Linked DNA regions of Homo sapiens: regions 1, 3, 4, 5 and 6 are each linked to region 2. A link is a loop called in an ENCODE intact Hi-C map of the cell type or tissue named here. Cell type or tissue: CD4-positive, alpha-beta T cell. All regions are shown on one strand. Links, peaks and the distances in the headings refer to the core of each region. The heading gives the core; the rest is flanking DNA. Region 1 overlaps OR52K1 (olfactory receptor family 52 subfamily K member 1). Region 2 holds the start of LINC02749 (long intergenic non-protein coding RNA 2749). Region 3 has its middle 4.9 kb from the start of OR52M1. Region 4 overlaps OR51L1 (olfactory receptor family 51 subfamily L member 1). Region 5 overlaps OR52E4 (olfactory receptor family 52 subfamily E member 4). Region 6 holds the start of OR51D1 (olfactory receptor family 51 subfamily D member 1).

Region 1 (5,393 bases), core at 281-5,280, 310 kb before region 2:
CCGGACCCCTCTCGGCAGCAAATGCCAAAGCTGATACATTAGTTGCTCCCGTTTTTACAGATGCAGAAAATGTTCATGCTTTAACTCATGTCAGTGCTGCAGGACTCTGGAAAAAGTTCCCCTTTACAGGCAAACAAGCTAAAACCATCGTACATCACTGTCCTACTTGTCAAGTGTTAATGTTACAGCCACTTTCTTCAGGAGTTAATCCTAGAGGACTTTCACAAAATGCTCTCTGGCAAATGGATGTGACTCATTATCCTGCTTTCGGCAAACTCTCTTTTATACATTAACTATTGACACCTTTTCTCATTTTATCTGGGTCACTTGTCAAACAAGGGAAAGTATATGGTTCATGTTAAACGACACATACTTTCATCTTTCTCAGTTATGGGCTGTCCCGAGAAACTAAAAACTAATGACGGCCCCGGCTACACTAGTGCTGCTTTTTTACACTAAATTTCTTAAATTTAGTAAGAAATCAACCTTTTACAGCAGCAGAACATTTCACTGGAAATAAATTTGATCCACAAAAAGGAAAAGCGGGTATGGTGGAAAGATGCAAAACTGACAAACAGGAATCAGGCACTGTGGTAACATGGGGTAGGGGTTTTGCTGTGTTTGCCCAAAAGAAGGACAACAACCCGTGTGGGTTCCCTCCCGGCAACTGAAATTGCACTATAACTTCAAAGATAAAAAGCTCTCAGAAACAAAAGGCGAAGAAACGTCAGAAATTGAAAGGCAAGCTTTGCCGCCTGACACATAAATTCCATGACCTCAACATTATGACACAATCTCACCGTGTGACCTACAATACCAGTCATTCTACTCCACCAACATGGGGTCAAATAAAGGTCTTATCACATCAAACGGAAAAATTACTACAAGAAAAAGGAATTCCAAAAACAGGTAATATAATTCTGGCTGCCTTTATGGTAGTCAGTGTAGTGGTGAGTATACCAGCAGTTGGGGCAACTCAAAATTATGCTTCTTGCACATATGTTCCTTTTCCCCCTTTAATTCAGTCTGTCTCCTGGATGGACTCCTCAGTAGAAGTTTACACTAATAATAGTGCCTTCATGCCAGCCCCTAATGATGACAGCTTTCCAGCTCAACCAGAAGGAGATGTGCACTTTAATTTGTCAATCGGCTATAAATATCCACCACTGTGCATTGGAATGTCACCTGGCTGTTTAGCTTATTCTTATCAGAATTGGATGTGGACCATACCATCCTTGAGTAATGATTCTTATCAGGTACATAATGTGTTCAGTACCAACTCTTTTCAACTTATGATTGTTAAACTTAATCCACATGAGGACTGGAGGGTTCCTGTTACCACAAAAAATAACAAAAGGACTGCCAGACTGCTCCAATAAACCTACAAAGGGACCTTTTTTAGTAAATTCAATTGTATGGAATGATTGTAATGCTTCAAAGCCCGTAGTGTTCCAAACTCTACCTACGGTTGTTGTTGTTGACTGGGCTCCAAGAGGGTATTTATTATTGGCGGAATTGCTCCAGCCAAAATATGACATGCTCAGAGTTTATTTGTTAGAATATGTAGAGGACGGATGGCAGTCCTACAGGTTGAGGGAATGGGTAGCTCCTTACCCATTTAAATTGATGTACACAGGCATCATTCCTCCTAGACCAAAAATGATTCATCCAATTGTTACCCCAGAACATCCTGAATTATGGAAATTAGCTGCAGCCATGACAGGAATAAGGCTATGGAACACTACCTATCAACTCTTTGCTACTAATACCAAGACACCCATATTCAACATCACCTTGATGTCTAAACGGGTGATACCTATCATGAGATGTGTCAAACCCCCTCATATGCTGTTGGTTGGAAATACAATTATCATTCCCAATACACAAACTATAGAATGTGATAACTGTAAGCTGTTCACGTGCATTGATGCTACTTTTAATCCCAGAACAAGTATTCTCTTGGTAAGGGCTGGGGAGCGAGGGGGTATGGATACCAGTTTCTTTACATCATCCATGGGAGTCTTCCCCCTCTATACACATAGTCAATGAAGTTCTTAAAGGTATCTTCAAAAGAACTAAGAGATTCATTTTTACTCTTATTGCAGTCATTGCAGGTGTAATTTTGGTTACTGCAACAGCGGCAACCACTGGAGTTGCAACCCACAATTCTGTTCAAACCGCTCAATATGTTGAAGCATGGCAGGAAAACTCCTCCAGACTCTAGGATTCTGACTCAAGTTGATCAGAAATTAGCTAATCAAATTAATGATCTCTGCCAAAGTGTAATATGGCTGGGAGATAGTTACGAATTTGGAATGCTGTATGCAATTACAGCATGATTGGAATACTTCTGATTACTGCATAACGCCTTATGCTTATAATAAAGATCAACATAGCTGGGAAAAGGTCTCAAGACATTTAAAAGCCTGGGATGATAACTTAACCTTAGATATTTCAAAACTTAGGAACAAATTTTTGAGGCCTCACAGGCTCATTTAACCACTGTTCCTGGCTCAGACATTTTTGAAACAATAACTAAAGGATTATCTGATCTTAATCCCTTTAAATGGATCAAACCCCTTGGAGGATCATTGTTGTCCCTGGCATTATTAATATTGGCATGCTTGTGTTGTCTACTTTTAGCCTGCAGATGCCTCCAAAGAGTCTGAGGAAAAGTCCGAAGTCAATGACAAGCAATGATGGTGATGGTGATCCTAGTTAATAAAAAGGGGGGAGATGTGGGCGGCAAGCCACCCGGGTGCCAAGACAAGAGACTGAGGGCACAAGTTGTTCCAGTGTAATAAAGAAAACATAAAATCAGAATAGTTATACTAGAAATAGATTATAGATATGATGATACATGAATATTAATCATCAGCTTGTAGCATTACTCTTTATTCCAATATTATAATAATCCTTGCTCTACAATTATAACCTAGGAAAAACCAGGCCATACAGAGATAAGAGCTAAAGGGGCGCGGTGAGAAGTGACCAGAAGACAAGTGTGAGCCTCTGTCACGCCCGGACAGGGCCACTAGAGGGCTCCTTGGTCTAGCGGTAATGCCAGTGCCTGGGAAGGCACCCATTACCTAGTGGACTGTGGTCTAGTAGTAGTCAGTTCCTAGGGAAGACACCCGTTACTAACAGACCCAGAAAGGGAGTCTCCCTTTCCCTGGGGGAGTTAGAGAAGACTCTGTTTCACCACCTCTTGTGGAAGGCCTGACATTAGTCAGGCCCACCCACAGCCATCTGGAGGCCACAGCATCCAGCATCCCTGTGATGCTGTGCTTCAGCAGTCACGCTCCTGTTTCACTTTCACGTTCCACCCTGTACACCTGGCTCTGCCTTCCAGATAGCAGTAGCAGAATAAGTGAAAGTACTAAAAGTCTTTGAAATGCATAGAAGAAATAATGGTGTAAGCTGTCCTCTCTCTCTCTCCTTCTTGGCTGCCAAACAGGGAAGGGCCCCCTGTCCAGTGGACACGTGACTTATGTGACCTTATCAACCATTGGAGATGACTCACACTCTTTACCCTGCCCCTTTTGCCTTGTATCCAATAAATAACAGTGCAGCCAGGCATTCGGGGCCACTACCGGTCTCTGCATCTTGGTGGTACTGGTCCCCCAGGCCCAGCTGTCTTTTCTTCTCTTTATCTTTTGTCTTTATTTCTATGATCTCTCATCTCTGCACACAAGGGGAAAAACTCACAGACCCTGTAGGGCTGGTCCCTACAGTATAAGTAGATCATGTAAAAGTATGTATGGGAGCTTCTTTTTGTAGAACTGACTGAAGAAGTGTTCATTATGAGAGTTTGAAAGACAAAAGCAGAGATAAGTGAAATAATTTTATGATATGCTGTAAGAAGACTGTATTTCCTTTAAATATTCAGTCTTGAGCTGTCATGAGTTGAAATGCAAGATAGAACTCACAACTCCAGCAATTGGTGCTCCTTGGGTAAGGCTGTGAAACAAACAACTCCCAAATTTCAGTGGTTCACTACAAAAACAACAAAATCATCCTTGTTCATGTTATATGAACACTGTGGGTCAGTTATGACTATGCTACAGGCAGTGAGTCAGATTCACATCTGCTCCATGGATCTTCATCATGAGTCTAGGCTGTGATACGCTTATTCTTCTGGTAGAGGGAAAGAATGAAAGATAAGCTTTCCAGCCATATTTTAAAGTTTATTTTTTTTTTTTAGCAGCTCAAACACAATTTCTCATTTACACTTCTTACTCATTGTGGGTGGACTTTGGCTTTGTCACAGCCTCTAACTGGAACTTTGCTGGGTTTTGCAGCAGAGGGGAAAGAAAGCAGGAAAGTTAATGCACACTTTAATTTGCAAAGAATAATGGCCTCTAGCTCCATCCATGTTCCCACAAAGGACGTGATCTTATTTCTTTTTGATGGCTGTATAGTATTCCATGGTGCATATGTATCACACACCTCTGCAATAACACGTGTCTATATGGACCAGGCAACTTCTTGTCTTTCTGTTCCTTTCCATTCGATCTTTGCACCAATATCATAGTGTCCTTTTTAACTTTTATTTTAGGTTAGAGGTACATGTGCAGGTGTGTTATATAAATAAACTTGTGTCACGGGAGTTTGTTGTACAAGTTCTTTAATCACCTAGGTACTAGGCGTAGTACCTGATAGTTATTTTTCCTGATCCTCTCCCTCCTACCTTAAATAGGCCCCAGTGTCTCCTGCTCCTCTTTGTGTCCATGTGTTCTCATTGTTTAGTTCCCACTTATAAGTGAGAACATGTGGTATTTTATTTTTCTATTCCCCTTTTAGTTTGCAAAGAATAATGGCCTCTAGCTCCATCCATGTTCCTGCAAAGGACATGATCTTATTCTTTTTGACGGCTGCATAGTATTCCATGGTGCATATGTATCACATTTTCTTTATCCAGTCAACTGTTGATAGGCCTTTAGGTTGATTCCGTGTCTTTGCTATTGTGAATAGTGCTGCAGTGAATGTACACATACATGTTATCTTTATGGTAGAACAACTTAGGTTCCTTTGGGTACATACCCACTAAAGGATCACTCAGTCAAATGGTATTTCTGTTTTTAGGTCTTTGAGGAATCACCTACTGCTTTCCATAATGGGTGAAATAATTTACACTCCTACCAGCAGTATATAAGTGTTTCCTTTTCTCTACAACCTCACTAGCATCTGTTTTTTTTAATAAACTTTCTGATTCTCGAAGTACATTTCAGGGCTACTCAAATTTCATTGGCCAAATCAAGTCATACAGCAAAGTTTAAAATTCGTGGAGTGAAGGAAATACCCTACCCATGATAGAAGGACAGGAGACTAAATATTGGTGGACAGTAATACAGTCTATCACAACTACAATCATGTCTAACTAGTCATGCATT
Region 2 (5,393 bases), core at 93-5,092:
AGCTCTTCCTGACATCCACCACCTGTCTCCCACATGAGGGGCTCCCAGGGCACAAGACTGTAGAATGAGCCATCCAACAATCCTGTGACCTGCTTCCTCAACCCCCACACATTAATGACACTCCAGCCTTGGCCATGACCAAGTGCCTCTCCCTTCCTCATATTTCTACCCTACTTACACTTTCATGACCGCAAGTTCATATGATCCTTGCCCCAAGAGCTGAGTTTGTACCAACAAGTATTCCCTTTCAGCAGGGATACTGTAGCCAGCCTACCCATGGCCCTGCTCCCACCTCTGTAAAGCCTTGAGAGAACCTGAGGTTCACCAGGTCATCTTCCCACCCAAACCACACTCTGTTCTGTCCCACCCCCTGGAATATCACTCAGCCTTTCTTATCCAAGGCCTTCCTGCAGGCTGTACTGTGAGGCATACTACACACTCTGCACCCAGACTTTCTTTTCTTCCTTCCTGCCTCACCTAGGCCTGGTTGTGGAAGGTGGTGGGGGCATGGGGGCACTCAATACTTGAAAGATTCCTTAAGGAGTATTCCACCCAAGATACTAATAAGGATGGAGAACTGATCTGCCCAAGGCCACAGTGAATTAGAGACTGAGCAAGAAGGTAGAGCCCACATCTGACTCCTGTCTAGTTTGTTTTCTTCAGCAGCATAGACAAGAAGCCTATCTCTGCAAACCCAGGACAGACCCTCCTCCCCTGAGCAAAAGGAAATCCTCTCTTTTCAGCTCCTGCCAAGGTGTGGGCCCTTAGCAAACAATAGGCCAGCTGAAGGCCTTGGAAACAATGCAGGCTAAAGAGAGGGTCACCATGAGCAGACCTGCAGGTCTGTCTACCTGGAGAAGTGGTTTGTTTGCTCTACTTGTCTTGTTTTTTGTGTGTAGGGGTGGGGGAGGTGAGGAGGCGGTGTCGGAAGGGCAGTACCACCAAAGTGGCTAACATTTTCCAGACAGCAGCCTGGCCCCAGTGCCACTTCTGTACCTTCAGGAACACAGCGGCCATGACTGGTGCTCAATGTGCCCAAGTTTACTGCATTGTAATGTGTAAGAAGATGCTATGATGGTTGCAATCTTAGAGGGTAGACTAGGTGCAGAGAGGGACAGGGGACTTGGGAACTGCCTCCCACTACCCCTATAAAAATATCTGCCTGATAACAATTTGGGTTGGGTGACTTATAAAGGAAAAAAGAAAAGAAAATCTCTGCCTGACAGCCACAAAAGTGCTGCTGCTCATGCCAATACACCTCATTCCCTAATTCCAAAATGGCTAGCAAGGTCCCAACATCAGCCTTTTCCAAGAACAGTCTCCTTCAGAGTTATTATCCTAGTACACGGTTCAGAAAAGGTCCTCAAAGCAGCCAATCTTGGCTTTAGATGATGATAGTGATACTTTAAACAAAAACATGAAAGAATTCAAGTTCCTTTGTAATCTAAGCAACCCACACCTTGAGGTTGGCCTGCACATCTGAAAGGGAAATCGAAAACATTTTATAAAATACAGCATTTTAAAGAGCCAGGGAGGTAATTTTGAAAAAGGGACCAGAAACTTCCCTTTCAGTTAAGACTTCTTGCCTTTTTCTACAGAGTGGTGAAGTCTTCTCTATACCACTCCAGTCTAACGTGACCCTGACTACCAGCACTCAGGGGTGGATGGGGAGTGGTTACTACTGTCAGGAACCCATCTCTTGTGGATTAAAGTCTTCTGTGCCCCCCCAAATTCCTATGCTGAAGCCAGAACCCCCAATGAGGTATTAGGAGGTGGGGCCTTTGGGAGGTAATTAGGTTTAGACTAGGTCAAGAGGGTGGGACCCTCCTGATGGGATTAGTGCCCTTATAAGACAAGGAAGAGATCTCTTGTCAATGCAATCTGACCACACAAGCATCAGGCATCACAGTCCAGAGGGGGCACAGTATAAAGGGGTGAGGACCCGGGTATTGAGTAAAGATGAGCTATTTGCAGGCAGGTAGCATCAGAGCTTTCTGGGCCAAAGCAATAACGATACAACAAAAAGGAAAGGCAGGCAGCAGATCCTGCACAGTTTGGGCCAAAGGGACCTCACAAGCACAGCCCTGCTCTATTACGCAGTGAGCGCACGCTCCCACCAGGCCTGGTGGGCACAGCAGCTGAGGCTCCCTTTCTCAGGAAAGAGAGGCTATTCAGAGAGCTACTGCACTGCCTGAGACCCTCGGCTACTTCCACAGATGCCGCTAACAAGTGAAAGTAGACTTTAGGATGCTGCTTTCATAGTTAAGGATTAATTGGGTTTAAGGCTAGAACTGGAATTGGTCATTGAGTTTTAAAGACTGTTGCCAGATAATAAAGTTGAAAAATACGAAGCATCCAAAAATCTGAACGCCCAAGACCTTTTCCTACAGCTCTATCAGCCTCAGAGCACTCCTTCAAGATTTCATTGCTATTAAAATAGCTGAGTGAGGAAGAATCAGGACCAGCGCGGCTCCGCAGTCCCTCCCTACTGGCTCCCCGCCCACTAACTTGCAGATCAACTGTGCTTTCCTCGTTGGCACCCACCCCAGCCCCCGCTCAGGCCCCGGCAATGAGACCAGCGAGCGGCGGTCAGAGTGGCGCACCCGCGCTCGACTGCTGCTGTCGGCCCCGCCGGGCTCATTCAGTGGACTCGGGCGCCCCCGTGAGGCCGCGGGTGGGCGGCGCACCTAGCTAGTGCGCCCTGGGTCCCGGCGGCAAATCCTCGCGGCCTGGCACTCACTTGCGCGCCATCTGGACTGCCGCCCTCTTCCCCCGAGCCTCGTCAGCGCCCGGCGGATCGGCTGTTTGCTAGGTCGCCGGGGTCCCTAGGGCCGAGTCGGCGGTGGCCGGCCAAGCAGAGCTAACGAGACCCTTGGGAGGGCAGCTGCGGCAGCCGGGCCATGGCAACTTGTCGCGCTGCCGCCGCCGCCGCGGCCGCCGCAGTGTAGGCTCGGCAGTGCCCCCAGGCCCCGCACCAGCCCGCGACCTGCTCCGCCGCCGCCCTTCTCCCAGTCCCTGCCCCGCTGTCAGCGGAGGCCCCCACGAGCTCTACACTGAGCGCCTCCCCGCACTGCCCCGCGGCGAAGTCGCCGTAGAGGAAGACCGGGCTGGGGGCAAAGGGGCGTCAGCCCTGCCCACTCCCAGTGCCATCCCCGAACGCGCCCTCCCCGGCCCCTCCAAAAACCTGGGTGTGGCCGTCCCCTGCCTGGGGCCCTCATTGAACCGAGGCCTCATCCATCTTTAAAAGGGAATGGGGAGGGAAGGGAAAGAGCCAGTCGCCCTCTGGCGCCCAGCCTGGGATGTGAGGGTGCTCCACTGACACACTAAAGTGAAGGGCCCCGGAGCTACCTACTGAGCTCCCCATCTGGGTGGGGAAAATAATGGTGTTATTTCATAGGGGTGTCACGGCGATAATAATCTAACGTTTATTGTCCATTTGCCAGGAATTAGGCTGTGTACGTTACTCCAGTGACCTCATTTAGTTCTTACAACACTGATGGCCCCATCATGAGTGTACGTTTATTCCCATTTTACATATGGGAAAACTGAGGCCTAGATTCATATGACTTGACCTGAAGGCACACAGCCAGTGACAAAGCCAAAGCTCTTTACCCCAGTGTTTTCTCTTTTTTAATTATTTTTGGTACAGACAGGGTCTCTCTATGTTGCCCAGGCTGGTCTCAAAGTCCTGGTCTCAAGTGATCCTCCCACTTAGCCTCCCAAAGCACTAGAATTATAGGCATGAGCCACCACGCCCGGCCTACCCCAGTGTTTGAGAAAGTGTCTTCCAGGAGTCACAACTCCTCAGAACAAAGGATTTCATGGCCCAATAATTTGGGGAAACACTGCATGTTGTACTTCCCTCTGCTTTTGTGGGGTCTGACAACGTTTAGTGAGCTTGAGTCTCTCCAAGAAGAAAAGTGTTTAACTTGGTTTGATTCAGTGTTTTCCAAACTTATTTGAACAGAGAACACTTTTAAAAAAGACATCCCACAGGATGCTAATAAGAATGTCTTTTTAAAAAGTGTTTTCTGTGTACACTTTTAGACACACTTGTCTCCTCAGTCTCAGATGAAACAATAGCTGTGGGAGTCTTTGTATCCTAAAAAGTGCTGTAAAACTATGAGGGCATGTTTTATTGTTGCTAGTGTTATCATAATCATCTTCATTATTTTTAGGAATTCTGTCTGTAGCCTCCTGGGACTCCACTCTGTGGTGCTGAATAAGAATAACTAACATTTACTGAGCGTTGCCTATGTGCCAAGCACTGTTCTAAGTGCCTTCCGTATATTAACTAATTTATTCCTTAAAGCTACCCAGGTATTATGGCCATCTGAGGAAAAAAGACACAGAATCTGAGGATCCTATGAGTAATAGATGTAAAATCCTTAAAAGAAAGCCCTTACAAGTGCTACGCAAGTGCTTGCCATTATCATTATCCCCATTGCACAGAGGAGGAAACTGAGGCACAGAGCAGTTAAGTGACTTGCTCTAGACCACACTAATAGTAAGTGAGTTGGAACCCAGGCAGCCAGGGGCAGGGCCTGTCCTGGTACCCACTGTGGTATCCTGCCTCTGTACCAGCCACGGAAAGGAAACCCCAGGTTTGCACCCTCATCAGCAAAGCCAGAATTTCCTGTGAGTGCCTCCTGTCTGCGTAGGACCTCCTCCCCCATCTGTCCATCATAACCACCGCCACAAACACCCTCATAGAAAAAGAAAAGGGACAAAATTTGGGGTTAGACAACCCTGGATTGGACCCTGACCTAATAATTTACTGGCTGAGTGACCTTAGACAAATAACCATCAGTTTCCTCTTCAGTAAAAAGAGCGCCTCATCTACCTCACAGGTTTGTGTGAGGATAGACTAACATCCTGGATATAAAGCACTTTGCACAGGGCCCAATGCCTACTTCTGCTTCTGCCTCCTCTGAGAAGACTTCCCTGACTGTGCCTCCCTCCCCCTAGAAGGGATCAAGGCCCCTCCACTGTATTCCCCTGCTTATACCCCACCTCAGCCTGCCAAATCCTTGGTCTTGAAATTATGGCTTCATGTGTCTGTCTCCCTCACCTTCACAAAACTGAGTTCCAAAAATCAGTCTTCTTCACTGCTATATCCCCAGGTTCTAGCACTACCAAGCTCAGCACACAGTAGGAGCTCAATAAATGTTTGCTGACTGAATGACTGAATCATAACCAGAAGGATAGCTGATATTAATTATTGAGAGCCTGCACTAGGCCATGTTCTATACATTTCATATAGATTCTAACTCATTTAACACAACAATCATATGATGTAATTACTAGTGTTTTCCCATTTGAGGAAACTGAGGCACAGAGACATGCCTAGTAAATAGTGGAGACAGAATGTCCACCCAGTCAGTCTGGCTTTA
Region 3 (5,393 bases), core at 319-5,318, 350 kb before region 2:
ACTTTTCTATTTTACTTGTATGTCTAATCAAATGGCTTTTATAGCTTGAATATGTCCTACTAAGCAAAGCTGTAATGTGGAAAAGTTTTGTTCTACTCCAGAAATGTAGAGTTCTTGAATGGAAAAATTAACAGGACTCAACCAAGTGGATTTTTCTGTTGCCAAGATTCCTAAGTACAGCTATTACCCCTCCTATATTAGTGAGAAAGCTGTTTCAGGGTCCATCTTTCCTTCTAATGCAATTTGAATCCCTTCACTTTTTCCCTGGCAAATGGCTCCCTTCTAGATTTGTGCAGAGATCATGTTATAGGAGGAACTTACAGGCACAAATCACAGATGAGACCAAGTGTGAACTGGTCTCATCTGTGATCTGAATTGCTTGGTGAATTGTGGACACAAGAGGAAGTGACTTTTCATGAAATCCAATAGGTGTCTCTGGTATCACAGACCTTGTTCCAGCCATGTCAGATGTCCCCTCTGGACTGACCTGGAACTCTGGAGAAGGTAGAATTTATCTTCTCTCGCTTTCCTTCCTCATACCTGACAACATACAGGGCTGTTTCTTGATGGATACCCCCATTTCATCTCTTCCTATTCATTTCTGGGAACATGTTGTGAAACTGAAGAGCATATCCTTGACTAGAGAGATGCACTTCAGCTACTACATGGGGAGGACCGACTCTTGGGATAAGTTTTTGACCCCTGTCTTTTCCCCTAAGATCCTAACACTGAGAGTAGCTCTTTAATTCATACCTCATTTGTCAGGAGCAGTTCTCATACCTTAAATACAGTAGTCTACTGCAGCTTCTGTGCAAGGATGCTATGAGCATAAGCATTCTGCAAAGCAACCTCTCATCTGAGTGATCCATCCAAACACATCCACCATAACCTGCCATGGCTTTTACCATTCCTCATCCTGCTTACTACCGTCCAGTGAGACTGCATTTGTGTTTCCCAACTGCAACATGTCCTTTTGCTTCTGAGAAGAATACATGTTCTTTCCTGATACTGAAATGACGTTCTTCCTTCCTCTCTCGCCTAGTGAATCCTTACATGTTCACCTTGCCATAGCTTAGATATCCACTTTAATGAACCTTGCCTTGATTCTTGGTTCCACGCCCTATTTCTGTACTGTCTGAATAGTTCTCTGAATTGTCTTCTGATGTATCTTTCCCCAAACAGAATAAGTTCTAATAGAGTGGTGATCTTGCCTGTCTTACTAGAAGTCATGTGCTAGCACAGTACCTGGCTCTGTTGAATAAGAATAAAATAAAATAAAATTTAAAGAACATGGTGATGTATTCAAAGGTCTTGTATTGTCATTAGTGAACTAGAGGCTTCATCAGTCTCCTTGTTTGTGGCTCTGTGGGAACTCTACCCATTCTAAATCCCCTTCCCAGAGAATGCCTTTCCTGAGTCTTGCCTTAGACTTAAAGGAGTATGAGCTAAGTTGACTGCCCAAGGTCTATTCATTCTTAAGCTGGGAACTCCTCCCTATGACCCCTATTCTTTTTCTATATCATTCTTTGTAAGATGTTCTTACCTGGGCTGGGTCATGTCAGTAAGAGCCTGGGGCTCTACAAATGCCTCAGAGACCTTGCACTTATAAGCATTCTGCTCAGGTGTCTAGGGAATTCCATCTGGGATCTGAGCCCTCCCCACTTTCCTCAATATAGAAAGTTAATAGCAGGCTTTGTCCTAGAAGGATGAGCACAGAATCTAAACTTAAGATACAGCTGTTCCTGGCATGCCAGGGTTGGTCCAGAAGGAAGGAACAGACCCATTAACTGAGACATAATCCCTTGTATCCAAGTCCCCTTGTTTCTTGCATCTGGCCTTCCTAGTATCTGCAGCTATTCTAGGGACACCAAGTAGAAATCAAAGACCTTCCCAGGGTGGGGACGAGTTTCCTGGGACTCAGGCTGAACTCCAGTCCCCTATCTGTCTAAAGTCTAATCTCTTCACAGTATTAGGGGGTGATGGTAGGGTCCTAAATTATTTAAGACAACTGAATAGCAACTCTTCAAAATTAGATACTGAAGAGATTTTTCCCCCACTCCAGTTTATATTGTGGAAAGGACTCTCCTTGTGGGTGGAATGGTAGATCTCCTTCACATCTTTTTGAATGAAACCTTCTCTAACATCCGTTTTCTCAGTGAAAAACTGAAGAAGCAGTTTTTTTCTTCAAGTGTTCCAATAGGATGTTCATGGGTTGGAGCGTCACACTTCAGGATGTGTGACAAGGCATGGCCTCTGAAGCTTCAAAGGCTTGAGTTTGCAAAGCTAGCCCAGTTACATACTCACTATGTGACCTCAAGCAAGTTACATCATTTCCAGTTCTTCAAGCATAAATTGAATAATCTGTTTGGATAGTAGTTATAACTTGGATATTGCATATGAAGGGCCTAGTAAGACAAACATGACAAATGCTTAAACAGCATTATCAACATTACTGCTGTCCCTGTGTCTTCAGGAAGGGCTAGCTCTAAGCCTGGGAGATACAACCTGACCTTCTCTTTCAGGCTAGGAGCTAATATAGTCAGGGAAGGGGGCTAATGCAGTAGAATCATTATGTGAAGGATCTCATTTTCACTTCCACTCCCCTTTCAGAGGGTTCTAACTCTATAGAACCTCGGGAGAAGCTGGGAACTTCCAGAAGCTTGCAACCTGCTCCCCAAGCTTACATTTTACATTCTGTGTGAAATTGCTGGTAGTGGCCAAAATATACAGGATCCTTCTATCCTGCATGTATGCTGTACCCTTAGTCCTACTTTTTTATTTGGCTGTCAGTCTATACAGATTCATATCTAGATTTTGAAATTCATATCCAGATTCATATCTAGCATTTACCACCTCCAGTGGATAAACTCTGCTTTGACAAACTTAGTATCTGTCTATTCTGTATCTGGATGCCTTGTACAACATTTGAAAACTAAAAGTAGCCAATAAACCAACGTACTTGTTGAATTATCCTTAAGGTTACAGTAAGTCCTCATCCCTTAATTTGATGCACAAACTTTCAAAACCTCATTGTTCCAACTTAAGGGAGATATGCCTCAGATGTGCAGGAAAAAGTGTTACCTTTCACTATAGGAAAATATCTTAAGTTACACAGAAGAGATACATATTCAGTCTTGGAAACAGATCTGAATCAGAAGCAAACATTGACATTCTAACACTGTCCCCATTCTAACACTGTCCAGGAGAGGGCACCCTGGCCCCCAAATGAGATTATGCCACTGGCTGACGGGGCTCTGCAACACAAACATAGAGCTTGGTGTCGTTAAATATCTTAAACCTTCATTTGAATGCAACTACTCAGATTTTCCCATTCAATCCTATTTTATAGCTAGGTCTCCCATATGTGGGTCAATCAAAGATGAAAAGTCAGACCAACACAATACCAACAACAACAAGTTGAATATTGAATATTGGACTCTCAGTCTATAACTTTATCAGTTCAGTGTTATAATTTCTCTGAAATAAACATTGTTCATGTTCAATTCTAGAATAAAATTCTAAACTTGTTAGCCCAGATGCTTAATTGGAGTACATGGAGATATAAATACCAACTGAGGGACTTATATACATCTCTGAAGCCTGCGAATTTCCCTCAAATGGGAATACTGATGCTATAATAGGGAAAGCATTTTTCTTAAAGCCACCTTCCCAGCCTCACAAGAAGTACATCCAGGATTCTGGCTCTGAGATCAAACTTGAGCTCATTCTTGTCCATGACAGAAGTGGTATACTGCCATGGTTGAGTATAGACCACAGCCCCAGTGCCAGTTCTGACACTTACAAGATTTGTCTTTGACCAAGTTATGCCTAAATCTTTAGACTTCCTTTTTCACCCCGATCTCCATTCCTAAGTCTCATTTATTTTATTTCAATAATTTTTGGAAAGCGGGGGGTTTTGGTTACATGGGTTAGTGGTGATTTCTGAGACTTGGTGCACCTGTCACCTAAGCAGTAAATGCTGGACCCAGTGTGTAGCCTTCTATTCCTCACTCCCTCCCATCCTTCCTCACGGAGTCCCCAAAGTCCATTATATCATCCTTATGACTTTGCATCCTCATAGCTTAGCTCCCACTTATAAGTGAGGACATACAATATTTGGTTTTTCATTCCTGAATTACTGTCACTGAGAACAAGGGTCTCCAACTTTATTCAGGTTGCTGCAAATGCCATTATTTCACTCCTTTTTCTGGCTGAGTTGTATCCCATATTATGTATGTATACGCACCAATTTTCTCTATCTACTTGTTGGCTGATGGACATGTAGGCTGGTCCCACATTTTTGCAATTGTGAATTGGGCTGCTATAAACGTATATACAAATGTCTTCTTTATGTAATGTCTGATTGCTTTTGTGAGTTTACCTTCTGCAGGAACAACCCTATGAGAGAACAACTGTTTTTGAAACAGGGCCTCACTTTGCTGCCCAGGCTGGAGTGCAGCAGCACGAACATAGCTCACCACAGCCCCAACCTCCTGGGCTGAAGCTCATCCTCCTAAGCAGCTGGGACCAGAGGAACATGCCACCACACCCAGCTAATTTTTAATGAGATGTGAACTTCTTTAATCTCCACTTCTCAGATCAGAGATGTGAAGTACAGTCTAAGCAATTTGCCTAAGATTTCCACAGTGGTTAAAAGCAAAAGTTTTGGGTTTGTGTGCCCTAGGTTCAAATTCTACATCTTCCTTACATTGCGTGTACTGTGTTCTCAACTTTCTGGAACTCTTCCATAAATACTTATAAAATGTCAAACATTCCAAAACTACAACAGTGGGGGAAGGGGGAGCTTTTTAATCAAGAACAGTACTTACTCTTAGCCCTCAATGGTGGTCAATCTCTGTCTCATGCACCTCAATACAAAACAGATAAGTTTGGGGTTACTTATTACTGTTTCCAGAGTTTTGTTCTTCCATCTTTTGTCAAAAGCTCATGACCATATGGCATTAGCTGCAAATGTCACCCTTTTATTCCTCCTTACTTAAAGACATGTTGAAACTTATGGAAGAACATCATTGAGGATTTTTCTACCTGGATAAGCTTTCTACTTCATCCCAGTTTCTGGTATCCATGGAGAAGACTTAGACTCTGCAGACAAACCGTTCAACTCCATAACTGACTTCTGAACCTCCTCAGTCCCACTTTCATTTTTTTAAATTATACTTTAAGTTCTAGGGTACATGTGCACAACATGTAGGTTTGTTACATATGTATACATGTGCTGTGTTCGTTTGCTGCACCCGTTAACTCGTCATTTACATTAGGTATTTCTCCTAATGCTATCCCTCCCTCATCCCCCCACCCAACAGGCCCCGGAGTGTGATGTTCCCCACACTGTGTCCAAGTGTTCTCATTGTTCAGTTCCCACCCATGAGTGA
Region 4 (5,335 bases), core at 336-5,335, 810 kb before region 2:
TTCCCAGATGCCTGAGGCCATTTACCTTTCCAGTCTGGCTGATATATAATGTTAGTAACAGTTATTCATGTGGAAGAGAGTGTTGCAATGATTCAGCTTCAGGACTTAGTCTTTACTTCTGCACAAGTTTGGGGGGTCCTTCAATTTTTATTTTCTTTTACATAGTTCTGACTGAACTATGTATTCATATCAAAAAATATGCCTTGACCTTACCTCATCATTCATAAAAATAAATTCTACATGTGTTGTATTTAGAAATATCAAAAGGAAAGCCTTACAACTTTCAAAAATTACACAGAAGGACATCATTGATAATATCAGCAAATGTGTCAGTTATTTATTTATTGTCCCAGTTTCAAATATAGACTTCATTGCTTACTCTGCAACAATGGAACTGGGCTCAATGGACATTTTTTCCTTCACAGATTCATGATGTTAAACTTGGCCAGCAGAGGGTGCCGCAGGGACACTTGTAAGAGAAGTTCGTGTGTACTTCTCTTTGATTATTCTCTCTCTTCTACCAGAGGCGTGTAATGAGAAATATTTAGTAATACTCATCCTATCAAATTTCAACAATACCCATATGGCTAGACTCTTACTGAGTCTTGCAGTTACTCTAGGGACTGGCTTCCCAAATAACCTATTTGGACCCTGGAGGGGTGTTTCCAGCTTGTCAGTCCAAACTGTGATTTGCTGCCCACCTGTACTTCAAAGGGGGGTTATCATTTGCTTGCCAATGCCAACTATAGTTCCCTGCCTACAAGCCTCAGCTCACCTGGTGCTTCCTACTACTCAGTCCTGAAAAGGAATCTTAGTCTCTCAGCCTTGGTTCACCTATACCCCACAGAAGTGTCTTTCTAAACACATGCAATGTAATGACCTTTTCTGGCATCCAGGATGCTAAGACTATGCATTCTCAAATGAAGTTTCAACCTCGGGCTTGGGGAGTACCTTCCCCATTTTCCAAGTTTGTTTTTTCTTTCAATATTCTCTCTTAGCTCTAGGGTATTACTCAGCGTTGTCTTTACCTTCTTTAAAGTTGATTTCCTTATGAAATTAATAAGTATTTGTATTTATAAACTCTATTCAAATTACTGTGTGATTTTTGTCTTCTTACTGGATCCTGAATGACAGAATAGGCAAATATCTCCTTAAAAATACACAAAAGCACTAAACATAAAAGCAAATTTATAAGTTGGACTTAATTAAAATTAAGAACATTTCTAGTCATCAGACATACTATTAAGAAAGTACATAGATTGTAGAAGATGGTTGTATACATACATCTCACAATGTCAACTTGAATTATAGGTTATTTTTAGTTCTCCAGGCTTACACACTGTGTTTGATCTTCCGCTTGAAACTTAAGAGATTTAAAAACCATGGATATTTGCTCTTGAATTCTCATCCTGTTTCATCTGCCTGAAAAAAAGGAATCCTTGAGAATTTTATTTTATCTTTCTATGTTACAGGTAGTTAGGCATGAGTGGGGCAGGAAAGGGCTCTAGCTTACCCACTAGTAATGTTAGGCAATGGTTGGGCAATTATCACATTGCCTCTCTAAAAGTGATAAATTGGCAGCCTGCGCCAGGGAGAGGCCATTTCCTGATGGTCCACACCTGTTGCACTAAACTGCTAATAGAATGCAGATGCCAAAAGGAAGTAACTTTCTAGACATGTGCATTAAGAGACAAAATGAAGGAGTATGACCTTCTGAGGGCACACCACCGAGAAAGGGAAGAAAGCCTCAGATGGGCACGTGTACAACTTCCTAAACACACTGTGCATGCTCACTTCCTAAGGGTAAGGAGGGCACTGTGCATGTGGGTAGCCCACTCTAAGGGAAGGATCACGGGAAAGGCGCCAGACTATAAGGTCCTAGGATTAAGGTTAAACACAGCACTTGTCCTTCAATTTACCCTTGGGTCTCTTCCAAGCGTACTTTCCTTTTTTCCTCTTCTAAAGCATTTTTAAATAAACTTCCACTCCTGCTCGAAACTTGCCTTGATCTCTTTCTCTGCCTTATGCCCCTCAGTCAATTTCTTTCTTCTGAGGAGGCAAAAATTGAGGTTGCTGCAGACCCGTATGGATTTGCCACTGGTAACTTGAATACCTTCCACCAGTAATATATTTGATGTCATGAGACTTGGATATTAGCCACCCCTAACACCTTTACGTCACAGGTTTTCTGAGAACTTCTCATTTCAGGGTTCTCTGGGAAGCAGACTTTGAGGTAAAATTTAGTGTGCAGTTTGTTTAATAAGAGAATCCCTGGGATAATCATCTTAAATGAAAAGGAATGAAAGTGGGTAGGATTGGGCAGAGGGAAAAGTTGACCTGTGAATCAGGCCTGAAGATAGCCTTGTCCAACATCACGGGGAGTCCTGGATATAAAATTGCCCAGTGAAATTCACTGGGCTGAAGGGGCCAGACCTTTCCAACTTTCTACATTAGTCATTGAATGTGTCAGTGGATGACCCCAGGCAAGGCTCATTTCTCCAGCTGAGGCAATTCCTGAAAAGGTAAAAAAAAAAAAATTGAAGGCTTTCTACTGGACTTACTGCCAGCAGCTGGGGCTACAAGTCTTTCATTGAAATGGGGCTGAAACTACATATCTTTGTCCATCATAGCCCATGTCAGAGCCCTTTTTTTGTGGGAGGAAATGCAAAATGCTTTGGGTAAGTTTTAAGTTAGACTGAAGAACGTTGCTAACACATACTCTTTCTAACCTCTTTGCTTTCTTCATGTTACCTCCTCTTTCTAGAATACCTTTCCCAGTGATGTGTTGGTAAGTGTTTAACCACCTCCTCTCTAAGAAAAAATTTCAAGTCCTGATATATAATGTTTACCAATTTCTGTGGTTTAAATACTTCCATCATAACCAATTTCATTAACCTATATGACATTACAGAGCACAAAAGCAGAACAAGATATGCACAATTGTCTCTTATGTGCCAGCTTTGGTACGCCACTTTATTTCCAACTGTGTTCAACTGGTCAAGAATGAATTTGACTCACAATGCACAGTGAAAGTGTCAACTACTCTGATTACTGATTCTTAAATCCTCAAGTGAAATTGACCACTTATTAATATATCAATATTATAAAAGGTACCTGTTCCAATAATACCATTGATTACACTTAATTTTACTAACCTTTTATCTATGTATCTTCACTATTAAACATTCATTATTTAACATTAACGTTATGCATTTTGCTGTTTATATATCCACAGTACTAACAGCAATAACTATAATAGTTATTTCAATTATTTAATGAGTACTCATGATTGTTGGGGAAGACCAGCTGTATAGTGCTGTGATAAGGTAATAGACATGGCCCCATATTCAAAAAGTGTGCTATACAGCTGAAAAGAAAGTGAATTTATATGAAATAATAAAATATCACCCATAAAAACATATCTGTAGTTCATTCTAGTGAAAAAGAAAAAAGTAATGGGTTATCAAAAATAAATTGATTAAAAACACAATACTACAGATCCACACAGGCATGTAGAACAAGAGGTAAAAGTATTATTAAAAGATGAGGGTTGAGATTGTGCACAACTCTTAACCCATTCACAAATTAAGACACAAAATCCTGTCCTATAGTATTGAACAGAGTCAACACAATTGCCCAGATGGTTAGACATGTACTGTCAGGCTTTCTTCAACAATTCCTGTAACTGAGTACCCCATTTTCTTTAAAATATATATGTATATTTTACAATTTTTCCCCTTTTCCGTCACCTCTTATTTTGCTCTTTAGTAATGCAATTACGACCTTTACATTCCTTTCTTTCCACTGGCCAAACCACCTGCAAGCACGACTTCCTTATATTACTCTACGTTTTCTTAGAAGTTCCATAGGCCAGCTGGTCTAGGGAGCTCACGCCTGTAATCCCAGCACTTTGGGAGGCCAAAGTGGGCAGATCACCTGAGGTCAGGAGTTCGAGTCCAGCCTGCCCAACATGGTGAAACCCCGCATCTACTAAAAATACAAAAATTAGCTGGGGATGGTGGCGCAGACCTGTCATCCCAGCTATTCGGGAGGCTGGGGCAGGAGAATTGCTTGAACCTAGGAGGCGAAGGTTGCAGTGAGCAGAGATCACGCCATTGCACTTCCACCTGGGTGACAGAGCAAGACTCAGTCTCAAAAGAAAAAGAAAGAAAAAGAAGTTCCATAGACCAAGTCTTAAAACAAACCAAGCACCCTACCAAATTCTCCCCCACTGGCCAGACTACTGGATGACCCACCAGATGACCCAAGATAAACATCCGTGAGCAAGCCTTATAGACCCCACAAGTCTATGTGCCTTCTGCATGGCCTGCATACCAAAATTTCTCTTATTAAAACCCTGCTTTCTGCCCAGAATGCTGAAGTGTCTCCTTTCAGTACAAATCTGGCCCTTTCTCATCACTAAGCTCTGGAATAGTAACATTCTTCTTACCACCTTCATTCTTGTTATATGATTTTGCAAGTGGCATCAACTGAAACTATATTTGGTAACACTCCCATGTATCTAACTCAGTATTTGCTGGCAAATTGAGGAAGCTGATAGATCTAGAATAGCAATGAGAGAAAGGACACATCACTAAGTGATGAGATTAGAACTTGTACATAGCAAATGGCCACAGCAGCAGGTCAAAATCCTGTCAGGAACTCAAGTTCCAAACTTGCCCTAAGGACTCAAATTTTTCATAAACAGTTATGACATTGTAGCATGAACAACAAAATACGTGCAGCAGTACTAGTAAAAGAGATAGAGATTGATTTCTGAGTTTTAGATAATTAACATGAGAAACAATATAAACACAGCTACATTTAAGAAGGAAAATACTGTTATCATTAACAACAATGACAACTTAATAACATTAATAATTTTGTATAGTTTTCAAAAAACTTGACTTAGCACATACATTTTCTATTATAAGTCTTGTAATGACCTGGGGACAACGTAAGGCCATAGTTGTCACAATTTGTCCAAAAAAATCCTGAGTTTCATATTGGTTAAAGATTAACTGAAATTACATGTATAAGAAGTGAAAGAATTAGGATTTTAACCAGATGAGCAACACCCAGATATTTTACTTTTCATATACTAAAACAGCTTCCATGAGATTTTCAGTGGAAAAGTTGGAGGACAGAGGTTACTTAAAACCTCCTCCTTAGGACAAACTTGTGGAGAATTCCTAGACGAATCTGCTTTGTTCTGACACTATAGACAATAGGGTTAAGGACTGGGGGAAGAAGAAGGTAGATGTCTGCCATGAGGATGTGGACTATGGGAGACAGATGCTTCCCAAAGCGATGGACCATTGACACCCCAATAACT
Region 5 (5,393 bases), core at 72-5,071, 1.7 Mb before region 2:
CTCCTGCAAGAGTTAAGAATTTGTAGTCAAAAGGATTTATCTGAGTGATCTTCCTTCACTTGTTACATGAGAATGATGCTAAAGATGGGTATATTTTATGCACACAAATACCTGCTTTCTTTAGACCTCAGTTTTTTTTATTTGTAAGACAAAGGGAATAGATCAAGTTTCAATGTATTTCCACATTTAAAACCCTATGTTCCCATAAAATGTTAAGTACATGAAGCAGAAGCTGCAAAAATCAAATTAGAACCCATGCATACAGACCTAAAGAAAATCTACAAAATACTATAGAATTCAGGAATTGTGCTTAGCCAGTGTTAAGACCAAGAACTGTCCAGATTCACAGATACTGAATAGGTGATGTTGCTTTTCTTGTCTACTTGGCTATATCCGCCCCCATTTCCTAAAATCGTTATCTGCGTACTTTTGAGTATTTTGTATATTGTCATACAAACTACACAGTGGTTCTAAATTATAGAACATGAGGGAGACTTCTTCTGATTTTGAAGCATGAGTACCCTGATAAGTCACAAATTTCAGTTCAATGTCTCTTTTATCTATTTTAAAGCAAACCACATTCTCCAGCCATATCTGAAGTTTGAAAATAGGACTAAATATTGGAGATCTACAGGATTAATAAATTATAATGATATTATTTTGAAGTCGATATCAAGTCTGGCCCTGTGCTTACCATAGCTTGAGCCTAATTGTTTTTCTAAGTTTTATAAAGTCTCATAAGTTTTATATATTTTGTCTGAAGGGAAATTGTCAGATAGAATTGAGAATTAGAATTAGACAGGCGACACATACAAGTAGTCACATCTAAAATGACTTTGCTTCAAGTGAGAAAACATGTCTCCGTAATACCCACACTGTAGTCTCTCATATCCCTAAATTCACAAAGACTTACTTTATCAGAGAACGAATGTAAAAGAAAAGTGTATTAGTCAGTGTTCTCTAGAGGGACTGAACTAATAGGATATATATATATATGTGTGTGTGTGTGTGTGTGTGTGTACACATACACACACACACAAAGGGGGAATTAAGTATTAACTCACATGATCACAAGGTCCCACAATAGGCCATCTGCAAGCTGAAGATCAAGGAGAGCCACTCTGAGTCCCAAAACTGAGGAACTTGGAGTCCGACGTTCGAGGAGGAAGCATCCAGCACAGGAGAAGGATGTAGCCTGGGAGGCTAGGCCCATCTAGTCTTTTCACATTTTTCTGCCTGCTTTATATTCTAGCTGCGTTGGCAGCTGATTAGATGGTGCCCACCCAGATTGAAGGTGGGTCTGCCTTTCCCAGCCCACTGACTCAAATGTTAATCTCTTTTGGCAACACCCTCACAGACAAAACCAGGATCAATACTTTGTATCCTTCAGTCAAATAAAGTTGACACTCAGTATTAACCATCACAAAAAGAGAGAGAGCAGGAATCTGAAAGAAGGAAAGGAGCAAAAATGGCAGTAACAGCAAGACTGAGAGAGCATTAAAATAAACATGGGAGTCAAAGATTTTGGAGAAGAACAACAAAATTTTGGATTCTGTAAAGAATACAAAGCTATGAAACGGACACTACTGCTGGATTACAGCTTATTTTGTTCATCTATAAAATGAGATTTATTTGATCAGTATCCTTCAGGATCTAAACTTACCTAGAGAGAAGACATATGGAAAAAAATGGAGCTACCTATCACCCTTGTTTACAAGCAGTTCTACTCCAAAGCCACCTCAACCTTCAGCATAGTTACCTTCTCCATTAATCTCTAACCTTTGTCCAGGTACTTGGAGAGAAGTAGGGGAAACAGGCAGCAAAGGTTTTAAGTTTGCATTATCTGTCAACACTAAAGCACTTCCAGTCAAAAGGAAAAAATCTGACAAGCATGACCAACTGTTACAGAAGATTAAAAAGGGAGCTCAGATGATGATAATTTGGGTTGTATATAGATATATTTATCCAAACTTTAATACAGAATTATTCTTTCTGTACAAATATTTTCACAATTTGCTCTCGGATCTGCTTGGTCCTGACTCCATAAATGACAGGGTTAAGGGCAGGTGGGACAACCACATACAGGTTAGCCAAAAGAATATGGATATAGTGGGGAATGTTTTGGCCAAAACGATGTGTCATAAAAGAAAAAAATGCTGGTGTGTAAAAGCACAGCATAACACAGACATGAGAACCACAGGTATTGAAGGCCTTTAGTCGGACATCTTGAGAGGGAAGGCGAAAAACAGCTCTAAGGATAAGCACATAGGAAGAGGCAATTAAGATCACATCCACAATAATATAAGAAATCACCATGAGCCCATAGATTATGTTGATCTTAATGGGTGCACAGGCCAACCCGGCCAGACCCCTGTGCTCACAGTATGTGTGAGGTACGATGTTATGCCCACAGAATGGCAGACGCAGAATGAGAAACACAAATGGGGTTACAAGAACTAAATTTCTTCCAACAACCACAGAAGCTAGGATACTGATGGTTTTATTGGTGAGGATCATGGTGTACTGGAGAGGGTTGCAGATGGCAACAAAGCGGTCATAAGCCATGACCACCAACAGAACAGTCTCCATGCCTGTAAACATGTGAATAAAGAACATCTGAAGAAGGCATCCCCCAAAGCTGATCTCTTGGAGGTTGAACCAGAAGATTCCTAGCATTTTGGGGATAGTGGATGTGGACAGACCCAGATCAATCATAGACAACATGGCCAGGAAGTAGAACATGGGCTGGTGTAGACTATGTTCAGTTTTGATCACAAAGAGAATGGTCATATTCCCCACAATGGCAATCAGGTACACAATACAGAATGGGAAAGAAATCCAGATATGTAAAGTGTCCAGTCCTGGTATTCCTAGCAGGAGGAAGAAGGGGGGATAGAAGTGGGTGTCATTGATAGAAGGCATTCTCCCAGCAAGTGTCACTGAATTCCTAAGTATGAAGGATCTCACTTTCTTTAAGGTCCTCTCTTGTCAAGTTCCTGAAGAAACAGAAAGACTCTTATCAGTGTGCTAGAGGTAATGGTATAGGTGGTTAATTTACAAACATTCAAGACTCACTTCTTTCCAGAGGATAATCGAGGAAGCCTCTCAACACAGATTATTGTTCTGAGATCCATCATAGGCAATATTGCTTATGGCTTTATGTTTTGTAATCTTTGAGATATTTGAAAGAATGGGAAAAATTTCATAATGCAATGCATATTTATATTACGGCATTCCCTTCCATTACTTTCCTAAGTAGCCCTTCTTTACTTTTTGGGAAATCACCATTCCATGTGTTCTTTGAAGTGTGGTCTTGAGATCTCTGGGGTTTTCTAAGTACCTTTCCAGAAGTTCACAAGCTCAAAACTATTTTTATAATAGAAAATTTTTAGCCATTCTCACTCTCATTCTCTCATAAGTACATAGTGAAATTTTCCAGAGGTTATATGAGGTGCTACCATAACAGATTAAATGAAATTGTAAATGATGTTGTGAGATTTCAGCTCTATTATCTTAACTTAGACAATAAAAATATTTGCAAAGGAAAATGATACCATTTTTACAACTAATTTCTTGAAAAACAGTGATTTTAACAAAAAGTACCAAATTATGTTTTATATAATAGTTTGTTAATATTATTTTAATATTAAATATTTAAATTTTGCTCTAATGTCTAATAATATAAATATTATGGATGTAATTCAGAGAAACTAAAATTCTGAGTATCTCAATAGTTTCTAGATGAGACAAAGATTCCTAGTACAAAGGAGAAGTACTACTGTCTACCACTTTCTATGTTTTATTATAATATAAACGTAAGGATCTTATACAGTGACATCACATAAGTGTAGTTAATCAGTCTCTGTTAGAACTTTCCTGGTTCTAACTCAGCTAAACTGATAAGTGCATTTCTATTATGGATTAATTACTAATTTTGATGCTTCTAAATCTTCATGAACAATCCAGTTTCTCCAAGATCCTGTCATTCTGATTCCCTGATATCCTTCCAATAAAATGCCTTGTGTGTATCTGCCAAATTATGTTTATCTTCCTTACAATCTATAACATCAGTTAGTAACATAAAAAAAATTCCCATGTCCCAAAATTGTGCCTACCTTCAGGTGTAAACAGATCAAATATTTAGCAAATTTTAATATTGAAATTAAAATGTTTTAAGGACTCTTCATTGATTCCTTGACAATAACAAGGAAAATTACCTTATTTTAACTTTGCATCCCTAAAGACACTGTACAACTCTGTAGCAACTAATGTAACCTGGATTGTATAATATTTATGCATGTACTGGCCTTATTTCTACAAAGAGAATAGCTGCAACTAAGAGTTGAGAACCAGGGGTAATCATTGTAATACTCTCAAAACTGCCACATGAATGTTGGTTCCCAGTTGTTCAGCATTTAATTGAATCAGAGTTGGGGTTTGTAATAAGTGTGCTTTTGTTTGTGTGTGAGTGTGTGTGACAGAGACAGAGAGTGAGAGAGAGAGAGAGAGAGAGAGACGGAGAAGGTTGGAGAGATAGGAGTAGAGAGAGAAATCATGTTTTATTATGTACGTGGCTGCATACATCAGTTGTCCTGTAACTTTGCCAGGTAGCTATTTTACAGCAGAAGTACACAAGCAAAGGAGTTAATAATTCCCCATTCTGTATGAGAAGAACAAGAGCATTTCTTGGTCCCCGAGAAGCTGAGAGAAAATTGAAAAAAGAACATAATGTTTGCCAGTATTGAGGAAAAGATGCCAGGCTGAAAAATCAGAGGGCAGTGGTTTTTGTGATTTCACCTGGGAGAGTCTGAGGAAATAGCTAGGATGATGTGTTGTGAGATTTACAGTCCAGAGTCAGCCCAATCTTAAGGGTGGCTGTGTCTCAACATGATACTTTGCCAGCTGAGAAAAACATTCCCAGGGAGATGGCAAAGAGGACGCTTCTCTGACAGTAAAATTCAAAGCTGCCAGCACATCCACCCTCTCACAGTTTTACCTGAATTCTTGCCTTCTTTCTGTTATAACTATATGCCACAGTAGCAGACAGTGTATGGCCAATAACCTCAAGATCATTTTTTGAGGGCAAATTATTAAGTTTGTTCTTCTCTAGATATGCACATTGACAAAGATCCCTACTGGAGTCCATCTGAAAAGACAAATTCATAACAATTAGCAATTTTTCTCTTATTGTGCTCACCAAAGTTCACATTTTGAACTTGTGATTTTTTTTACTTTGTTGGATTTTTATTTTTTTGCTGACTGTAGTAGAATATTACAGAAGTCTTCTGTGGACCTTAAAACTTTTCAGACATGGCTGGAAAACCTGCTAAACCATTTACTTGCTTGAGACCCTTGGACAGATTCTTTAACCAGATAGATCAGTTTTTTTTTCT
Region 6 (5,393 bases), core at 149-5,148, 450 kb before region 2:
GGTCCTGCTCCAGGCCCAGAAAATCAGAATTGCCAGGGCAAGGTTTTGGAAATCTTTTTAAAAAACAATAAGCCCCGCCAGGTACAGTGGCTCACGCCTGTAATCCCAGCACTTTGGGAGGCCGAGGTGGGCAGATCGCAAGGTCAGGGGTTCGAGACCAGCCAGGCCAACATGGTGAAACCCTGCCTCTATTAAAAATGCAAAAGTTAGCCAGGCTTGGTGGAGCGCACCTGTAATCCCAGCTACTCAGGAGGCTGAGGCAGGAGAATCATTTGAACCTGGGCGGCAGAGGCTGCAGTGAGACGAGATCACCCCCACTGCATTCCAGCCTGGGTGACACAGCGAGACACCAACTCAAAAACAAAACAAAACAAATAAACAAACAAAAAACGATAAGCCCCTTTCCCCTAGGAAATTTGTGCTTTAAATCAGAGAACTTTGGGGAAAGTTGTTCTGGTGTTCTTGGGGGCAGGGAGGTGAATGAAGAGGGACTATCATTTCCATTTCCAGCTCCCAAACGAACAATAAGCAGCATCTGCCATCAAGATCTCTCAAGCCCCAGGTGAGAGTCAGTCCCAGGTTGCGCTCAGCAAGAGGAGCATGTCATGGAAATCAGATGCAGCTGAGACATGAACAGAAAATCAGCCAGTGCTGCTGCTGTTACTCCACAGTGTTCACAGGCACACACACCTCTCCCTCCACCTACTCTCCCTGGTGATCACACAACGTCCCAGGCTCAACTTCTTTCTCTCTACAGACCACACTGTTCTAAGCCTGTGTCCTGAGATTCAGCCATATAACCTACCGCCTCCTTGATAGTTCTACCTGGATAGCCTATGGGCCTCCCACTCATCTTGCCTCTAACAGGGACCCCTTCCAAACCTGTTCCTGATCTCAGAGAATGCCACTGCTCAGAACCCACATCACCCAAGTCAGGGCAGCTGGTCTCATCTTGACCCGTCTCCTCTTTCACCCCCACATGCAATTCAACTTTTCCAATTAATTATTGGGGCCGTTCCTCTTAATACACCTCCTCCCAACTTAATTATATTATCCACTCTGCCCTGATTATAAAAAGAGCCTTCCAACTTACCTCCCTGCCTCCAAACCTAGTCTATTCCAAACCACCTTCCACACCACTGCCATCTAAACAGCAAAACTGGACACCTGGGGCTCCTGCTGAGCAAGTTAGGAGTGATTCCCATAGCTTTCCAGATAAAGTGAGAACTAGTAACTCCACAGTATGCAGACAAGGCCCTTCACAGTGTTCCTCTAACTCAACTTTCCAGCCCAGCTTCAGTTTCCTTCTTCATCACCAATCACCACCAGCACCACCACAACACACACGTGCACATACACACACACGTACACACTCACACACATTTTTTTCCTGGTAAAGTAATTCCCCTTGCCTTGCTTAAGTGAAGAGTAGGAGGCAGGAACTGAGGAGTCCTGTCCTGGGACAAAGGATAGGCAAAGCTTGGAACGGGTCTCACAGGCTTGAAGAAATTCCTCTGTGTAGGAACAAGGTCCAGGAACCGGGCTACTGTGATCTGGAAAAGGTGTACACTAGAAGACCTCTCCAAGCAGCCAAGCTGACTGATCAAGTCCCGGCTTCCTTATGCAATGAGCCTTCTGTGCCTGTCTCTGCGGACCCTCCCGTTGCCTAACCTCCCTGGGCTGAGCCTGCTACACTCACCACCAGTGCTTCCCCAGCGCATGGAGGCCGCCCAATTATAGCTTCTCTGGGGCCCCTCAGGAGTGTGTAGAGTGATGGAGAGTGAACGAGTCGGGTCTCCCTGGCACTGACGCTCTGCTCAGACGCCCAAGGAAAGCTGAGCCCTGACTCCTACCCAAAGGGACTGAGCTCTATCACTATCCCTCTGAGCCCAGCTCAAGAGACTAGAGGGAGGCTGTGTCGCGGGGTGGAAAGGAGAAGAGGAATAACGGGGCTGGAAGAGAGGACCTGCTGGAATGGAGGGGTGGGCACTCAGCAGAAAGCACGCAGGGATACCAGCGCTCCGAACACACTAACTACCCAAGGGGATCGAAGCTGTGTCAGGGACTCTCGCTTCTTCATGCTGCCACCTTGTGGTCGCACAGGGGATCTTCAGCCTCGTGGCCGTCCCTGAGCAATGGCTCTGAGGATGATGCCTTTAAGAACCAAGGACCCAACTGACTCTAGCATCTGAGCTCTTTCCACTACTCTGCGCTGCCCCTTAGCTCTCCCTCTCACCCTCTCAAGCCCACCCTTTCTTCCTTGGGTCGCTAATCATAGATGTCCTGTCCCTCCAGAAATGAGACCGTGTGGCATGTTTGTTTGAACATGGGGCTCTAGAAGGAAACAGACTTGGGTCCGCCCATTTATTAATAGTATGACTACTATAAGCATTTAGTGTGAAAGCATTTAATGTGAAAAACGAAATGAGATACTAGCAAGTCTCCAGTGAATGTTTGTGTTCATTATTACTAGTCAAAACAAATGGAAGAGCCAAGGACGTAGGAAATCCAGTAGACAGTGCCACAAAAGAGACAGGAAAAAATATATTGACAAGGAAGATTGGTCAGCAGTTCAGAAAGCTGCCGAGAGATCAAGCAGTGAAAAGACTGAAATCAAAGGTCACTGGCTACCTGGATAACAGGGTGGGGGATGGAATCTTGAGTGAAGCAGTGTGAGGAGTGTGTTAGGAAGAGATGAAGAGAGTCGATGTAGACAACCCTTTTAAGATATTTGTACGTGAACAGAGGAGTGAAATGGACAATATTGGGAGGATTTATAGCTCCACAGAGATTTTAAAATGTGTATTTTGGAACTAGAAGAGACTAAATGTCAACAGGATGGAGTTGGCAGAGAGACTCCTTGTCCTTTACTCCTCACATTACTGGTAGCTATGGCCCAGGAAGATAATCTGTCTTCCCCCTCTATATAGTAACTATGAGTAATCTTACTTTGTCCAGTAGCTTTCATCACCCAAGCAGGCCAGACCAATCTCCTAAACTCCAAATATGGTAAAGTCTATTGGACATAGGTGTCCTTCAGGCACCTCAAACTCAACACCTAACTCATCATTTCTAAGCTCATTGATTTCATTATCAACTAAGCTCATCATCTCTGCTCTTCAATCCGGACCCCGCTCCCTGTCTGTTTTATGTTCCCTGTCATATAAATCACTCTGTTGGCCATGTCAAAAATTTAGAAATCATCATCCCTGCCTTCTCCCCATCTCTCTCTCACCTTCCTCTCCAACCACATCCAATCAGTCACCAAGTTCTGTTCATTTTATCTACTAGATATCTATTTTGTGAGTCTGATTATCTTTCTCCATCTTTTTTGCCTTTTCTTCATTCCAAGCCAAGACAGTCTTTTGCCTAGATCATCAGAATAACTTGTTCACTGGTCAGACTCACAGAAGAACTTCCCTACCAATCTGTTGTCTATGCTGTGGCCAGTGTGATCTTCCAAACACATATCAGTTCATGGCAATTCTCCATTGCCTTTAGAATGAACAGTTGAATTCCCCATTGCCTGTAGAATGAACACACTCCTGAACCCAACTCATAGGAACTCCATAAGCCATCTCAGTGCAACTCTCCATCTCCATCTCCAACCATTTTACCTCCCTTTTTGCATACATAAGTCCTATTGGACCCGAAATATTTCCACATCTTCAATGTGCCATGCTCTCTCTCACCCTTCAGCCTTCACATATATTTTTCCCCTGGTAAAAACACTCATCCTATTCCCAGTTTTAATTCTTAGCCTTTTCTGTTTAAACACCCTTGCTTAGAAAGACTTTTCTTGACCCCTAATCTTGGCGGGACCTCTTTACCCTTTTTCTCTTTGTTTTACTGATAGCATTTAACGTTGTGATATTATTTTTCATACTTATGAACATATCTTCGTATCTTTGTAGGGAGGGTGGACACTAATGTGTATGTATAAAAGGAAACGTGAACAGAGTCCTCTTCTATCCACTCTTAAGGCAGAAATTATTGGTCTTGTTGATCTGCACTCATACCTCACAACTCTATGACTTCAACTGAGGCATGTTTAATGGGCAGGCCGCTTAAATTATTATTAATATTAATAACATTATGTACCTAGTTGGCGTAATTTCCACAGGCACTTTTCAAGCATTCATTTTTTTTTCTCTTTTTACAGTATTAAGAATAGATCTTATTAAGGTGACCCAAAGTATGACTTTAAAAATAATAGTTTTCCCTCTACTTATATTTCAATATTTTTTGAAGGAAAGAAGGGAGGAAAAATCACTCAATGTAAATGGAATGCTAAAGGTCCAATGGATAACGGAGAGCTTTGGCCAAACATATACTCATGGCTTAGGAGGTCCTAAAAGATATGAACTTGCCTAATTCGACAGCCCCATCTCATGACACCTCAACTCTCCCTCAATACGGCCCTGCATTGGCATCTTTCTAGTTCCTTAAATAAAGTTCTCTATCTGTACACCTTCTTCTAAGCATTTGCTCAAATGCTTGTTTTATCTGGAATGGTCAACCTCTTTGTTTCCCTCCTCTAAAAACTAACATTTATTTAGATTCTGTTTTAGGTGCTATTTCTATAAGAAGGTCTTTCCTGTAAGATGTTTTCTTGTTTCTTTAGTATCCAAATTTCATTTTTAGATGACCAATGCCATTGTTTTTTGTTACGAGATAATGATATGTGTGTCACACACAAATCCCTACAACCTCCCATGAAAAGAAAGAGTGTAATGGTACCTAAAGATAAAAATGATTCCTTGTGTTAATAACCTGTTATAAAGCAAGAAAAAGAAACATGATATGAGAGTTAGAAAATGAAATTAGTCATTATTTGTAGATTAGTGATTGTATATGTAGAAAATCCAAAAGACTGTATTGATAAGTTATTAGAAATGAGTATGTAAAGATTGCTGAATACAAGGTCAACTTACAAAATTCCACTGTATTTCTTTATAAAATTTTTAAGCATTTACAATAACAGAAAAATCAGATGTCTAAGAGTGAATCTAACAAAGAATGTAGAGGAATTTCTGCACAGAAAACCACAAAGCATCCTTAAAAGACACTGAAGAAGACCTAAATAAATGGAAGAAAACACTATTCTTTTTAACTGGAAAACTCGATAATGTGAAGAATCTACTTAGCCCCCAAATTTTTCCATAGAATCAATACATTCCCAATAATATCCTAATTGGTGATTGTGTAAAATTTGGTAAGCTTGATTAAAATATACATAAAAATGTAAATTGCCAAAATTAGCCACAAAACTCTAGAAGAATAGGACAAAGTGAGATTTTATATACTAAATATCAAAAATTTAAAAACTATAGTAATTATGCATATGTGGTATTTGTTCAGGGATAGACAGTTGAGCCAATGAATGGAAATAA

What was found. Peaks named below come from ENCODE experiments on the same cell type or tissue, not always from the same donor. Only the 100,000 strongest peaks of a DNase experiment are listed, where the experiment ranks them.
Region 1: a loop joins it to region 2, with 11 times the contacts of the local background. A loop is called at or near these places in 101 of 110 quality-filtered maps.
Region 3: a loop joins it to region 2, with 7 times the contacts of the local background. A loop is called at or near these places in 81 of 110 quality-filtered maps.
Region 4: it touches region 2 in a loop (9-fold over the local background); 46 of 110 quality-filtered maps call a loop at or near these places.
Region 5: it touches region 2 in a loop (4-fold over the local background); 3 of 110 quality-filtered maps call a loop at or near these places.
Region 6: a loop joins it to region 2, with 3 times the contacts of the local background. A loop is called at or near these places in 20 of 110 quality-filtered maps.

Annotation. Positions count from the first base shown.
Region 1 is chr11:4,491,081-4,496,473 of GRCh38, reverse strand. OR52K1 (olfactory receptor family 52 subfamily K member 1) reads right to left here. Exons shown (of 2, transcript NM_001005171.3): 2 at 2,977-5,393. Among named protein-coding and RNA genes, the nearest start is that of OR52K1, 11 kb to the right of the region's middle. RefSeq lists enhancers at 129-1,328, 3,145-3,394. In CD4-positive, alpha-beta T cell, for the core only: CTCF peaks have their summits at 2,834 and 3,033 (motif pointing right); a DNase peak (open chromatin) is centred at 3,153; H3K4me3 peaks cover 266 bases; H3K27me3 peaks cover 288 bases.
Region 2 is chr11:4,184,996-4,190,388 of GRCh38, reverse strand. LINC02749 (long intergenic non-protein coding RNA 2749) reads right to left here and starts at 3,237. Exons shown (of 2, transcript NR_047550.1): 1 at 3,185-3,237. RefSeq lists silencers at 700-925, 2,553-2,742. In CD4-positive, alpha-beta T cell, for the core only: CTCF peaks have their summits at 2,447 and 2,656 (motif pointing left); DNase peaks (open chromatin) are centred at 2,668 and 3,258; H3K4me3 peaks cover 1,033 bases.
Region 3 is chr11:4,537,628-4,543,020 of GRCh38, reverse strand. No RefSeq gene overlaps it. Among named protein-coding and RNA genes, the nearest start is that of OR52M1, 4.9 kb to the left of the region's middle. In CD4-positive, alpha-beta T cell, for the core only: a CTCF peak has its summit at 3,276; a DNase peak (open chromatin) is centred at 3,220.
Region 4 is chr11:4,999,750-5,005,084 of GRCh38, reverse strand. It overlaps OR51L1 (olfactory receptor family 51 subfamily L member 1), which reads right to left. Exons shown (of 3, transcript NM_001004755.2): 3 at 1-5,335. The coding sequence ends at 5,155. Among named protein-coding and RNA genes, the nearest start is that of OR51L1, 7.6 kb to the right of the region's middle. In CD4-positive, alpha-beta T cell, for the core only: no CTCF peak of the experiment used is centred there; no DNase peak of the experiment used is centred there.
Region 5 is chr11:5,881,822-5,887,214 of GRCh38, reverse strand. It overlaps OR52E4 (olfactory receptor family 52 subfamily E member 4), which reads right to left. Exons shown (of 2, transcript NM_001005165.2): 2 at 136-2,996. The coding sequence starts at 2,922. The coding sequence ends at 1,984. All of the region lies in intron 2 of LOC112268071 (a long non-coding RNA gene), which reads left to right. Among named protein-coding and RNA genes, the nearest start is that of OR52E4, 3.9 kb to the right of the region's middle. In CD4-positive, alpha-beta T cell, for the core only: no CTCF peak of the experiment used is centred there; no DNase peak of the experiment used is centred there.
Region 6 is chr11:4,633,773-4,639,165 of GRCh38, reverse strand. OR51D1 (olfactory receptor family 51 subfamily D member 1) reads right to left here and starts at 1,689. Exons shown (of 2, transcript NM_001004751.3): 1 at 1,413-1,689. In CD4-positive, alpha-beta T cell, for the core only: CTCF peaks have their summits at 1,869 and 2,069 (motif pointing left); a DNase peak (open chromatin) is centred at 2,095; H3K27me3 peaks cover 218 bases.